2 separate regions of the Homo sapiens genome follow, and region 1 is linked to region 2. Evidence: chromatin contacts called from ENCODE Hi-C data. All regions are on one chromosome and are shown on one strand. Each heading gives the region's core, a stretch centred on a gene start or an enhancer-like site at or near the end of the contact. The rest is flanking DNA. Distances are from core to core; before and after follow the strand shown.

Region 1 (6,189 bases), core at 1-2,500, 570 kb after region 2:
AGGTATGGTGACTTCTCGTGGATCAGGCGGTTGGGGACCCTCTGGGGTGTAGATGAAGGATGGCTTCCTTTCCCTCCAGCAGGCATGGGCACTGAACTACTGACCGTCGCACTTCGGTCCTTGTCCCGGGAGGAGCTACCCCTGGCGAGGACTGGTGCATCAGGCAAGCCAGGGGCCTCCACCCACCTTCTCCCAGGCCCCCCAGCACCTGCTCCATTTCACTCAGCACCCCAGTAGGACCCCTGCTCCCAGCCCAACCCACCTTTCTGAACCATGGGGGAGACTGTGGCCTTTGTGCTCCCCCTTATGTTTTTTGGGGGGTGAGGAGAGGTGGCTCATTGGGGGCTCCTTGCCAGGTTAGTCTCCCCCAACCTCCTGGGCCTGGCGGTGGGAAGGATGGCTGTGAGGTCAGGGCGGGTCACAATGGGCAGAATGGTTCTTGGGGCTCCATTCTTACCCCTCCCCAGGCCCCTCCCCCGGCCCTTCCTGGAGCAGCTGCTTGGAGGCATCTCTCTGGCAGGCCTGGGTGTGGCCCCACTGGAAGGCAGCCTACTGTTGGTGGCTGGACAGGCCAAGATCAGTAGGGTCTGGGACTCGACCAGGTGAGGGACAAACAGAGGAAACCAGACATGGGGACTCCCTCACTCAGCGCCCACCTGCTGGGACTCCTGTGGGGCCAGGTCCTGGGCCAGACTCCAGGACACCTAGGGAATCAGAGACCTCAGGGAGTTCAGCCTGGAAGTGGGACTGCAGGCAGACCTAAATAACGAAAGGTCCATGCAGCAATAAAGGACTGTGACAGGGCACAGGGTACTATTGGAGAAAGGCCCTTGACCCAGCATCCAGCACTGGGGTGCAAGGAAGGCTTCCTGGAAGCAGTGTCAGAACAGTCCCTGAGGAGCTGGCACTGCACTGGAAGGAAGGGGAGAGGAGGGAAGGGATGAGGACGGGAGAGGAGGGGAGGAGGGCCTTACAGCCAGAGCCAGGTCTCAGGAGCAGACCGGAGGTGGGGTGGGGGAAGGGCCAGGCATGCAGGGGTGGTCCAGACTGGCACTGGGGACCGGTGTCCGGAAGACCCTCCACTGGGCCCGCAGGCAGGCGCAGGGAGTGCCCTAGGGGCCCGCTCGCCCGCCCGTACCTGCGGCTCGCGGCGAGGCCTGCACCGGCGCGGGGCAGCAGAAGGACGCGGCCCAACCAGGCCCGCGCGCCCAGCATGGCTGCTCGGGGCCGTGGGCCCGGCCGCTGAGGACAGGAAGGGAAGTCAGGAGGCTGCGAGGGGCGGGCCGGGCACCTACGGAGCCGCGGGCGGGTCTTCGCCGGGACTTGGGACAGTGTGGCTGGTCTCCGAGCGTCGCCCTGCGGCGGAGCGCAGAATTGCAGATCAGGCACCCGAGCCTTGGGAGGACCCATTCTGTGCATAAAACTGGGCTCTGCCCCTGCCTGGGGAGGACAGCCCTTCTCAAGGGAATAGGGAGAGTTGTGGGATCTAGGGCTGGGAGATGCTAGGGACATGGGATGCCAGAGCTTCAGCTCATTTTGTCCAACCCCTGCCCATTTTACAAATGAGAAATGAGATCCAAGGCGAAGGCGTACCTTGGCCAGGTCCACCAGCTAACAAGGTTTGCTTTTTGCAGCCTCCTCGTCTCTAGGTCCTACTCAAATCCTACCCACTCCAGGAAGTCTTCCTTAAATAATACTGATGAGCCCATTTTATGTCTCATAGGTTACACATGGCCTCATTGGCTACATTCAGCCAATATTTATTAAGTGCCTGCCGCCTGCCACTCTGCAAGGCACTGAGTATACAATGGTGGGCAGAGAGAAACAAGGCTCCTGCCCTCACATGGCTCACAGTCTGTTGAGAGCGGCAGATGCTAATTCGACAGCCATACCGATAAACACCCACGTGACAAGTCCGTGAGGGTATAACGTAACAAGTGACCTGATCTGGTGGAAGGGGCAAAGGATGAAGGCTTCCCTGAGGAAATCACATTTGTGAAGCCATGGAGAACGAGAGAAAGGAACTTGGAGGGTGCTCAGGGGGAGTGCTGGGGAAGGAGGCAGAGGTACAGTTTGTGCAAAGGTCCCGTGGCTTGTCAGTGAGTCCGGGCTGAGCAACTGCAGAAAGAGGGAAGACAGGCAGTAGATGAGGGCAGAGGCAAGATCTTGGAGACACTCGTGAACTGTAAGAAGGGGATTTTTATTTTTTGAGACAGAGTCTCGCTCTGTCACCCAGGCTGGAGTGCAGTGGTGTGATCTCGGCTCACTGCAACCTCCGCATCCTGGGTTCAAGGCTGGTCTCGAACTCCTGACCTCAGGTGATCCATCTGCCTTGGCCTCCCAAAGTGCTGGGATTACAGGCATGAGCCACCATACCCGACCCCATTTTTTTTTAGCCAGAGTCTCACTCTGTTGCCCAGGCTGGAGTGCAGTGGATCTTGGCTCTCTGCAACCTCCACCTCCTAGGTTTAAGCGATTCTTGTGCCTCAGCCTTCCAAGTAGCTGGGACTACAGGAGCGCGCCACCATGCCCAGCTAATTTTTGTATTTTTAGTAGAGACGGGGTTTCGCCATGTTGCCTAGGCTGGTCTCAAACTCCTGACCTCAAGCGATCCATCTGCCTCAGCCTCCGAAGTGCTGGGATTACAGGTGTGAGCCACCGTGCCTGGCCAGAGAAGGGGATTTTTGATGACAGTAGAAGCAAGCTATTGAAAGGCTTTAGTCAGGAGGGTTACCAGTTAGATCTGCGTTTTGGAAAGATCCCACCAGCTTCCCAGTGGAGAATGAACTGGAAAGGGGCAAGAGTGAAAGCAGGGGCAGATAGGAGGCTATAGCAGCACCCAGGGGGAGATGGGGGAGCAGAGATGCAGAGAAAGGGATGGGCTGGAAGTCGGTCAAGGAGGAAACGTCGTCAGGATGGGCGGCGACAAAGAAGGCGGTGTCCAGGGTGACTTGCAAGGTGGGGCCGTTCCCTCAAGAGAGGGCATGGGGTGGGGGTGGGGGGACAACTCATGGGGTTCATTGTGGGACCTGTGGGTTTGAGATGTGCACATGGAGGCAGAGATGACACTGCTTGGAGGACAGAGGAGAGGCTTCAGGAGAGAGGATTGGGGGTCTTGACTGTTGAGACCATGTGGGTGTGGAGCTGATCCAGGGAGACCATGCAGAGGAGCAGAGAAGAGGGCTCAGGTCCAGGCTTAAGTAAGCCTGTGAAAGACACAGATGGAGGCAGGGCATGGTGGCTCACGCCTGTAATCCCAGCACTTTGGGAGGCCGAGGAGGGTGGATCACCTGAGGTCAGGAGTTTTAGACCAACCTGACCAACATGGAGAAACCCCCATCTCTACTAAAAATACAAAATTAGCCGGGCATGGTGGCGCATGCCTGTAATCCTTGCTACTCGGGAGGCTGAGGCAGGAGAATCGCTTGAACCCGGGAGGCGGAGGTTGCGGTGAGCCGAGATTTCATGATTGCACCCCAGCCTGGGCAACAAGAGCGAAACTCTGTCTCAAAAAAAGAAGAAAGAAAGAAAGAAAGAAAGACACAGAAGGGAAGCAGCCAGGGTGCAAAGGACAGCACCCCAGAGATGAAGGACAGAGTGCCTACATGTCAGACTCCTGAGGGGCCAGCCTGGCTGGGACAGAAAAATGTCCACTGGCTTCAGCAACATGGAGGCCATTGGTGTGCTTAGTGGGCGTCGTTCTAGTGAAGTCAGGCTGAGAGCAGAAGTTGCCGAGTCGGCTGAGGAGGAAGAGGAAAGGGAGGGGAGACAGAGAGAGATGATGGGTGCTTGACATGAGAGGATAGATGGGAAGACACTGTCAAGATGGATGGAGCTAATTAAGACACATTTCGATGGGAAGGATTCGTTTGAGAGAAAGTGGTGGACGCCATCAAGGATAGAAGAGATGGTGGTCCTGGGTGACTCTGAGAATGTGGGGTGTGGCGGGTTGTTGGAAGGGTTGGCTAGCCGGAGGGTCCAGTGGGTGCTCCAAAGAACATGTTCTGGCTAGAAGGAATGAGGTTAAGCTCAGAGAGCCAGAAGCCTGCCTTGAATGTAGAGGAATCTGGGGTGATGACAAACCTCCAAGTGTGACCATGGTGAGGGTCATTGAGAGGTCAAGGGGCCATAAGGTCCTTGGATAATGGAGCGACTTGAAATTGAGGTAAGAGCTGGATGAGAAGACCATGAGCCAAGACCGAAGCATCCCAAAAGTGAGGTGGAGTGGCAGCCCCAGGCAGGGAAGAGACAGAATGACTTATGGCACCAACCTCCTAGCAGGAGGGGTCTTATAAGGAGGGAGGCAGGAAGCAAGGCTGCCAACTTTTTTTGTGGGAAACAAAACAGCTCCCCTTGGGAGTCCTCGGGGGGATCCAGTTTAGAAGAAGAGAGCCTGGGTGGCAGGGCCACAAAGGGTGGATCAGGGGCCAAGAAGGATGGAACATCCCAGGTTTGGGTGCAGCAGAAGATATTAATAGATGGGTGCTGGACTCTGGGTATTGCCTGGCAAAACCAGGAGTGAAAGCCATGATGGGTTCGTGCCTCATGGTCAGTCTTTGAAGAGGGTGGACTCTGAGCTGAATGGACACGCCTGGGGACATCCACATAGTAACCTCACAAGGAAGAAACTTCTGATCCCGTTTGACAAGTAAGGAAACGCAGGCACAGAGACATGGAGAGGGTAAGTAATTTACTCAAGGTCACAGAGCATAACCACTTATTACTAAGTGATTCTTGTTAGGGTCAAACCTTGGAGCAGAACTTTGAACCCTGTAAGTCTGACTCCTGAGCAGGTGTTCTTGTCCATCCTGTTTGTAACTGCATTGTGGGACTCCCTTCCCCTACCCCCACCTCAGGAAGGGGAGTGGCATTGTGCCTCTCCACTCACCGACTCTGGTGGAAGGCCATTTGTCCCTGAAAGGGGGATGGAGGCTGGCTGCAGGCTGCCTGCAGAGCCAGACCCCAAGCACTGAGGACACATCAGTGTCCAGTGGTCCAGTGATCAGGGAGCATTGAGAAGAAAAACAGGCGAGGGTGGTCATAGGGGCCCCTCCTGGATTGAGTACCAGGCCTCACCCCACCCTTGGTTTCCCAGACTCCACATAAACCCCCAGAAGGGGTCCGATTCCTCCTGTGTGGCTAAGACTGAGTTTCTCGCTAGCCTTGGCGAAGCAAGGGAGAGGGCAGAGTTACATTTAAGGTGACTCAGTAAAACAAAGGAGCCTGGGAGCTCCTGCACTTGGCTTCTGCCACAGCCGCATCACGTGCCCCTGGCTTGTCTACCCTGCTGCGCTCGAGCTCCTGGAGGTTGGATCCCTCCAAGGTGAGCCCAGCACTTTGTCCACAGCAGTCAGTCAATATTTGCTGAATTAAATCTGGGGCCCAGCCTGGGATCTCCAGGCCTTGGAGCCAGACTGTCTGACTCTTGAGTTCCAGCCCCGCCCCATGCCAGCTTTGTGACTTTGAGCATGCCATTCAACCTCTCTGAGCCACGGTTTCCTTGCCTGAAAAATGGGAGTAGTGCCGGCTGCAAGGTGAGATACCTGTGCAATCGCACTGCAGTGGGCTTTGCGCTTGGTTTCATGCTCTGTTGTCCCTGTTTTGAAATTCTTCATACGATTTTGAACAAGGAGCCCCTACATTTTTATTTTGTATTGAGCCCCACAGATTATGTAGCCGGGATCCTGAACGGAATTAACAATATTTTCTACCTCAGAGAGTCGTTGCAAGCATTAAATAAACTGATCTGCTTAGCACGTAAGCAGTACCCAATAAATAGGAACAAAGGCCTATTGTCTCTTGCTGTTAGCCCAACCCCAGTGCCCATGTGTGATAAATGAATGAAATGACCGAATTGAGTGACAGCCTGGCAGCATCTGGAAGCGAAGGTGCCTGGGTGACGGGGGATGGAGGTGAGGGTTGAGAAGAGCTGTAAAGGAAGCGGGGCAGTTTTGCACCCCACGTTGTGCAGCTGCAGTTTCCTAAACAGCCGGTGATCCACGCTGTGGTCGAGACCCGGCCGCCACACCCCGCAAAAAGTCCACTTGGTGAGAGCTGAGAACGAGGGTTCCAGTCTTTATTATGCGGGCGTTCAGTTTCTAGCTCCCGGGCCGTGGTCCGCGTCCAGCTTCCAGAGCCGCCGCGGGATACCAGCCGCCACTGGCTCGGCGTTCCACTAGCACCGGCGCC
Region 2 (6,365 bases), core at 1,432-3,931:
CTAAGAATACAGGTGCGGGCCACCACGCCCGGCTAATTTTGTATTTTTAGTAGATACAGGGTTTCTCCATATTGGTCAGGCTGATCTTGAACATCTGACCTCTGACCTCAGGTGATCCGCCCGCCTCGACCTCCCAAAGTGCTGGGAGTACAGGTGTAAGCCACCGTGCCTGGCCAAAAAAAATTTTTTTTTTTTTTTTTGTCAGGGATGAAGGTCTCACTATGTTGCCCAGGCTGGTCTCCAACTCATGGCACAAGCCATCCTCTTGCAAGTGCTGAGATTACAGGCGCGAGCCACCACGCCTACTCCCCTCCCCTCCAACGACTTTCTTTTTATTGCCAAATAATAGTCCATTGTATACCTATGTCACATTTTATCCATTCATCAGCTGATGGTTATTTAGCTGAATTTTATTTTAACTAAATGTTATCTCTGATAACTGGCAGAAGCTTAAAATCAAGACATAAGTGTGTATCTTTCTATGTTGAACGTATACCTAAAGAAGTATACTTATTAGGAATGACAATTAAAATCTCGTACTTGAAAAATCGATACTTTTTTCTTTTTTCTTTTTTTTTTTGAGATGGAGTCTCACTCTGTCGCCCAGGCTGGAGTGCAATGGTGTGATCTCTGCTCACTGCAACCTCCGCCTCCCAGGTTCAAGCTATTCTCCTGCCTCAGCCTCTTGAGTAGCTGGGATTATAGGTGTGCACCACCATGCCCGACTAATTTTTGTACTTTTTAGTAGAAATGGGGTTTCACCATATTGTTCAGGCTGGTCTTGAACTCCTGACCTTGTGATCCACCCGCCTCGGCCTCCCAAAGTGCTGGGTTACAGGCATGAGTCACCACGCCCGGCTGATACTTTTTTCTTTAAATTTTTTGATGTGTATGATAATATTGTGGAAAGAAAAAGTAAAGCCTTGCCCTATGTTTTTTGGCTCTTCTGATCCCCCAGGAAAAGAGAGGCATGCATATAGGTAGACCAGGTGAGTGACAGCCCTCAGGAAGAGAAAATAAAAGAGGAGAGATTCAGATCAAGACTTTTTCTAGTTTTCAAATATGAAAGGTTAAGAAGAGAAAGGGCATTTGCGGCTCACAGCCAACCAGCTGGTCGGCATTCCTACTACCCAAATATCTAAATGACATAAGGGTGAATGTGGGGTGAGGGTGAGAACGGGAAAAAACACAGGCCGCAAATTCAGTCCCATCTGGCACTTCATAAGACTTAGTATTTTCATCTTTGTCCTTCCAAATTTATAGGTTTACTCTTGCCCAACCTTCATATTGTTTTTATGGGTCTCCAGGTGGGTCATGCGTAGGAAACTTTAGGGGACTACTTCATACTTGGTGGGAAGTACTTAAACTTGTAAACCCCAAGCTAAGGGTAGTTATGATCCCGGTGGGTGGCCAATTCTCCCCTTAAACCTATGTTTATCCTGCCTTTCCTCCCCCTTTTCTTAAACGAGTCGGGACGGAGAGCTGAGTCACCTGAGACACAGAGAAGGGACTTTTGAGAGTGTCTTCCGTCCCATTTGCGGACGTTAGATGAGCACACCGGGATCCTTGACTCAGCCCGCTCTAGGCGTGGGCGTTGTGTCATTCCCCACACGTGACACTCTCCCAGGCGGCAGAAACCTCACTTGTCATGGGACTTATTCACTCCAGTGACTCCACCCCTTACCTCCTCTGTTCCCCAACCTCCCACTTACCCTTTCCGCCCCACTTCAAGACTTGAGGAGAGGAGGGTGGCTGGAGCCTGGAAATGTCCCCGTCCCAAGTTGGCCAGAAGTAGCAGACACACTATGTGGGAAAGTGCCACATGTAACGTTCCAGTTTCACCCTTCTCCAGAATGCTATCACCCTTCCTGTTTATTTTTTAATAACTTGAGATATAATTCACACGCCATATGATTCACTCACTTAACGTGTAAAGTTGAATGTCTTTTAGCATATTTAGAGTTGTGTATTCATCACTATAATACATTTTTTAGAACATTTTTATTATCCCAAAACGAAATCCCATACCTATTAGCAGTCACTCCCATTTCCCCTCATCTCACCCTTGCTCTTCCATAGCACAAAACAGTTCTATTCTATTCGAGACCACCTTTCCACTTGGGCAGACCCTGGTTATGGTTTTTTTTCCCTCCCTTTCTGTTTCCAGTTTTTTTCGGAGCCCGGAATTCTCAATCTGGGTAATTGGTTTGAGTCCCGGCTCAGCCCGTTTCCCGTTGTAGCTGCGTGACCTTGAGAGCAACGCCACTTTCCTGGGCCTAGTTTCTTTGTCTGTGAAACGAGGTCCAAATATCTACCTCTTTACGCCTGTTGTGGGGATGAAGTGAGTAGGTGCTTTGTGAGCTTTAAAAAGCCATAGAAATGCCAGCTAAGTTAACTCGTCACTCTTCCCGAACCCCTCCCTTTCCCCTGGGACCCGCCCCGCGAATCCCGCTGTGGATGGATACTTCTCCCCACCCGCCGACCGCAGTCTTTCCCATTGGCGCCCGCACCGTCTTCGCGGCGCCGGGTGTTGACGCCATGGCTTCCTCCGCCAGCGCCCGAAGACGCTTGGCCCCGCCCCCGGCCGCGCCTGGCCTCCCGCGGCGCCCCGCCCATCGGGCCGACGCGGCGCCGGCCCCGCCCCGCGGATGACGTGTGGCGCGCGCGGCCGGGCCGCCCCGGCAGTTGGTGCAGCGGCGGTTGGGGTGAGAGCGCCTACGCCACCCCTCCCCTCCTCCGGCCCCGGCCCCCACCCCGCCGGGCCCAGCCCCAGCCCCGGCCCGGGCTCCAGCCCTAGTACCCGTCCCAGCCCGAGTCGGGTCCGTCCCGTGCGGGCAGGTGCCGCCCCTCTGCCGGCGACGCCCCGGGCCGCCCGCCCGTCCGCTTGCCACCATGGAGCTGGAGGACGGTGTGGTGTATCAGGAGGAGCCCGGCGGCTCCGGGGCCGTGATGTCGGAGCGGGTGTCCGGCCTGGCCGGCTCCATCTACCGCGAGTTCGAGCGGCTTATCGGGCGCTATGACGAGGAGGTGGTCAAAGAGCTGATGCCGCTGGTGGTGGCTGTGCTGGAGAACCTGGACTCGGTGTTCGCGCAGGACCAGGAGCACCAGGTGGAGCTGGAGCTGCTGCGGGACGACAACGAGCAGCTCATCACCCAGTACGAGCGGGAGAAGGCGCTGCGCAAGCACGCTGAGGAGGTGAGGCCGGCGGCAGGGCGGGGGCCGCGGGATCCGTCTCCGGGGGCGGCCGGGGCGGGGTCGCGGCCCGGTCGGGGACTAGAGGCGCGACGGGCCTCCTGGAGGGCGGGCCTGAGGCCGATGCCCCCTGGGACCGATCCCGGCGGCCTCCAGGTACCCCGGGAGCCAGGCCGGCGTTGGAAGCCGAGGCCGGCTACTGAGTGTCCTGGGAAGGGAGCGAGATGGAGGAGGCAGGGCCCGGGGAGGAAGCGGCAGCCTGGCCTGAGGACACCTGGGGTTGGCCAAGGGCGGAGATTGTTGGGTGTCTGGTTGCTTCTTGTTGAGGGAAGTTTCCGACCACCGTGGGATAGTCAGATGGCGGTTCAAAGTTTTACCCTTGGGGAGGGGGACACTTCTGCCCTGGATATGTAACTTCCGCTAGTTCCAGTACCTTTCCAGGGGGTTGCCTTGCTTTGGGAAGTTAGAGATCTCCCTCTTTCGGTCAGTTTCTTCTTGACGTTTTAATCTTGTTGAGAAAGACGTCTTATTTTATGTTCTATGTGCCTTGGTTGACACTTTGTCAACTTTTAGATGTTGTGTGGCAGTACTCAATAAATATATAAACAATTTCGTTGGTATCCCAAACCAAAGCATTCCTCCGTATCAGGTTGTAACCTTGGACAGTTCCCTTCAAAAACCCTCCGTTTATTTATAAAAAGGATTGGGGGGCGGGGTTGGGAAGATGTAGGTGACAGTTGGCAACACTTTTTCCGTCTGAGTTTCCTTCTTAGACTGCTGTTTATACGTGCATTTGGCCACCTGTTAACTCTAGCACCCGAGCAGTGACCTGGGCGCCCTCACCTCGACTCTGTGAACCTTTTGGAGTTCTAGGGTGCAAGTGATAGGTCCTTGGCTTCTTGAGACTGACAAGGAGTTTAGCTTTCAGCCTGCGTTGGCGTTATTTCTGTGGACCTTATCAAAGGCAGGTGATGTGTCCTATTTTTGTTTCTCAAGCACCTAGCACACCTGCTTAAATACATGGTGATCAAAGGAGGCGAAATAACTAATTATTGAAGGAATGACATAGTATTTTTCAAAAAGACTTGAAGAGTTTTTAGGATGTGAGGTTTGTAGCTCATTTCCTGACACTGAATAGTAACACCATTAAATTTTTGTTTTATTTTGTCACGTATACCTTTGCATCTGGTTAAATAGTTCTTTTTCCTTTTTTAAAAGCTTGACTGTAGTGATGATTTTTAGTTCTGATTGTGGGATCCAATTTTCTCAAAGGAATGCTATTGAATTTGCCAAACAAAATTGCCTTTTTTTTTTTTTTTTTTTGAGACGTAGTCTCACTCTGTCGCCCAGGGTGAAGTGCAGTGGAGTGATCTTGGCTCACTGCAACCTCTGCCTGCCGGGTTCAAGCGATTCTTGTGCCTCAGCTTCCTAAGGAGCTAGGACAACACTCCCCGCTCATTTTTGTTTTTTGTAGAGACAGGATTTCTCCATGGTGCCTAGGATGGTCTTGAACTCCTGGCCTCAAGTGATCTGCCCACTTTGGCCTCGGGCTGACCATCCCAGTGCTGGGATTACAGGCATGAGCCACCGCACCCCGCCAGAATGGACTATTTCAAGAGCTTTTCCTTTCATATAGGGAAGGAAGGGATGAAAAACCAAATAATGATAGGATCACAATTTCCGCTTGTTTGTTAGCACTCTTTATAGAACAGAGGTCAAGTGCTACTTGCTGCTTCATGCTCATATAGCCCCTTGCCAGTGTGTGGATATACATGGAAGTGACTGGGAATTAACCACATGTACACACAGGTGACAAGCAAGCCTGACATGACCTTTTACCTCACGTAAAATAAATGCTCCCTCCAGCCTTAAACTCCTGTCAGTCCGTGTAAATATGGGCAAAATGCCAGGGTCACACGTGCCAAGAAAACCATCTGCCACAGGTTGCAGAATCAGAAAACAAAATTGCCCGACTGCTAGACTCTGGGTTCCCTATTAATTTCTTGAGTAAATGACTCTAAAAAAAATAGGTTATCCAATGAATTTATTTGTAGTTTATATTTTTTCAGTTACATCTGTAAATTCTCCATAGTGAAACCATTGGGCAAAGGGTCATGACCTGAGAACAGAGAACATTTATGAAATGCTAAATGAGCCCACTCCCAGGCCACAAACATAAACACACCTTGTTATCAGTTTTCTTTTCTCTTTTTTTTTTTTTTTGAGACAGAGTCTCTCTCTGTCGCCAGGCTGGAGTGCAGTGGCACGATCTCGGCTCACTGCCTCCCGGGTTCAAGCAATTCTTCTGCCTCAGCCGCCCGAGTAGCTGGGACTATAGGCACGTGCCACCCCGCCCAGCTAATATGTATATATATTTTGTATTTTAGTAGAGACGGGGTTTCACCTTGTTGCCCAGGCTGGTCTTGAACTCCTGAGCTCAGGCAATCCACTCGCCTCAGCCTCCCAAAGTACTGGGATTACAGATGTGAGCCACCACACCCGGCCATCAGTTTTCACATAAGATCATAAATTGTGTGTTGCTCAGTATCCAGAAATTGTCTCCCTTTGGCCAATATGTAGAGTGAATTCTGTGTTTAGTTTTCTGTGAGTGCTTTGTTTGCGCCTTTTTTTTTTTTTTTTTTTTTTTTGAGACGGAGTCTTGCTCTGTCACCCAGGCTGGAGTGCAGTGGCACAATCTTGACTCACTGCAGCCTCCGCCTCCCGGGTTCAAGCGATTCTGCCTCAGCCTCTTGAGTAGCTGGGATTACAAGCACGTGCCACCACGCCTGGCTAATTTTTTTGTATTTTTGGTAGAGACGGGGTTTCACCATTTTAGCCAGGATAGTCTCAATCTCCTGACCTCGTGATCTGCCCGCCTCAGCCTCCCAAAGTGCTGGGATTACAGGCATGAGCCACCGTGCCGGCCTGTTTGTGTCTTTAATGCGGAGACCAAGAGTCTTTTATACCAAAGTAAGTGCCTCAGGGTATTTACAGCAAAAGTGATTTGAAAGCATGGAAATTATCCATCACCAGAGAGAGTAAAGTAAATTCTGAGCACCTCTGTGGAAACTTAGGTGGGTATGTAGATAGAATGTTTTAGGAATGTGTGAGGTGCTATGATCTCTTGCTTGCAGGAATTCTCAGCAAGGCATCAAAAATTTAATCTTTATATT

Evidence for each region. Hi-C counts contacts between places; a loop is a spot of excess contacts on that map. Pooled maps may share reads with other maps.
Region 1: a loop to region 2 is called in a pooled map, with 6 times the contacts of the local background. The contact joins the promoter of SPATA20 here to the promoter of SPAG9 in region 2. A Hi-C loop is called at or near these places in 1 of 168 maps with a recorded cell type or tissue (naive thymus-derived CD4-positive, alpha-beta T cell) and 7 of 50 pooled maps.

The regions. Positions count from the first base shown.
Region 1 is chr17:50,542,235-50,548,423 of GRCh38, reverse strand. SPATA20 (spermatogenesis associated 20) reads right to left here and starts at 1,250. Exons shown (of 17, transcript NM_022827.4): 1 at 1,139-1,250; 2 at 657-704; 3 at 1-141. The coding sequence starts at 1,215. EPN3 (epsin 3) reads right to left here. Exons shown (of 10, transcript NM_017957.3): 10 at 4,674-6,189. RefSeq lists silencers at 971-1,240, 6,105-6,189 and an enhancer at 4,868-5,368.
Region 2 is chr17:51,117,184-51,123,548 of GRCh38, reverse strand. SPAG9 (sperm associated antigen 9) reads left to right here and starts at 2,681. Exons shown (of 30, transcript NM_001130528.3): 1 at 2,681-3,195. The coding sequence starts at 2,893. RefSeq lists enhancers at 1,330-1,589, 2,199-2,428, 1,945-2,759, 3,049-3,168 and silencers at 2,569-2,948, 3,199-3,278, 3,299-3,428.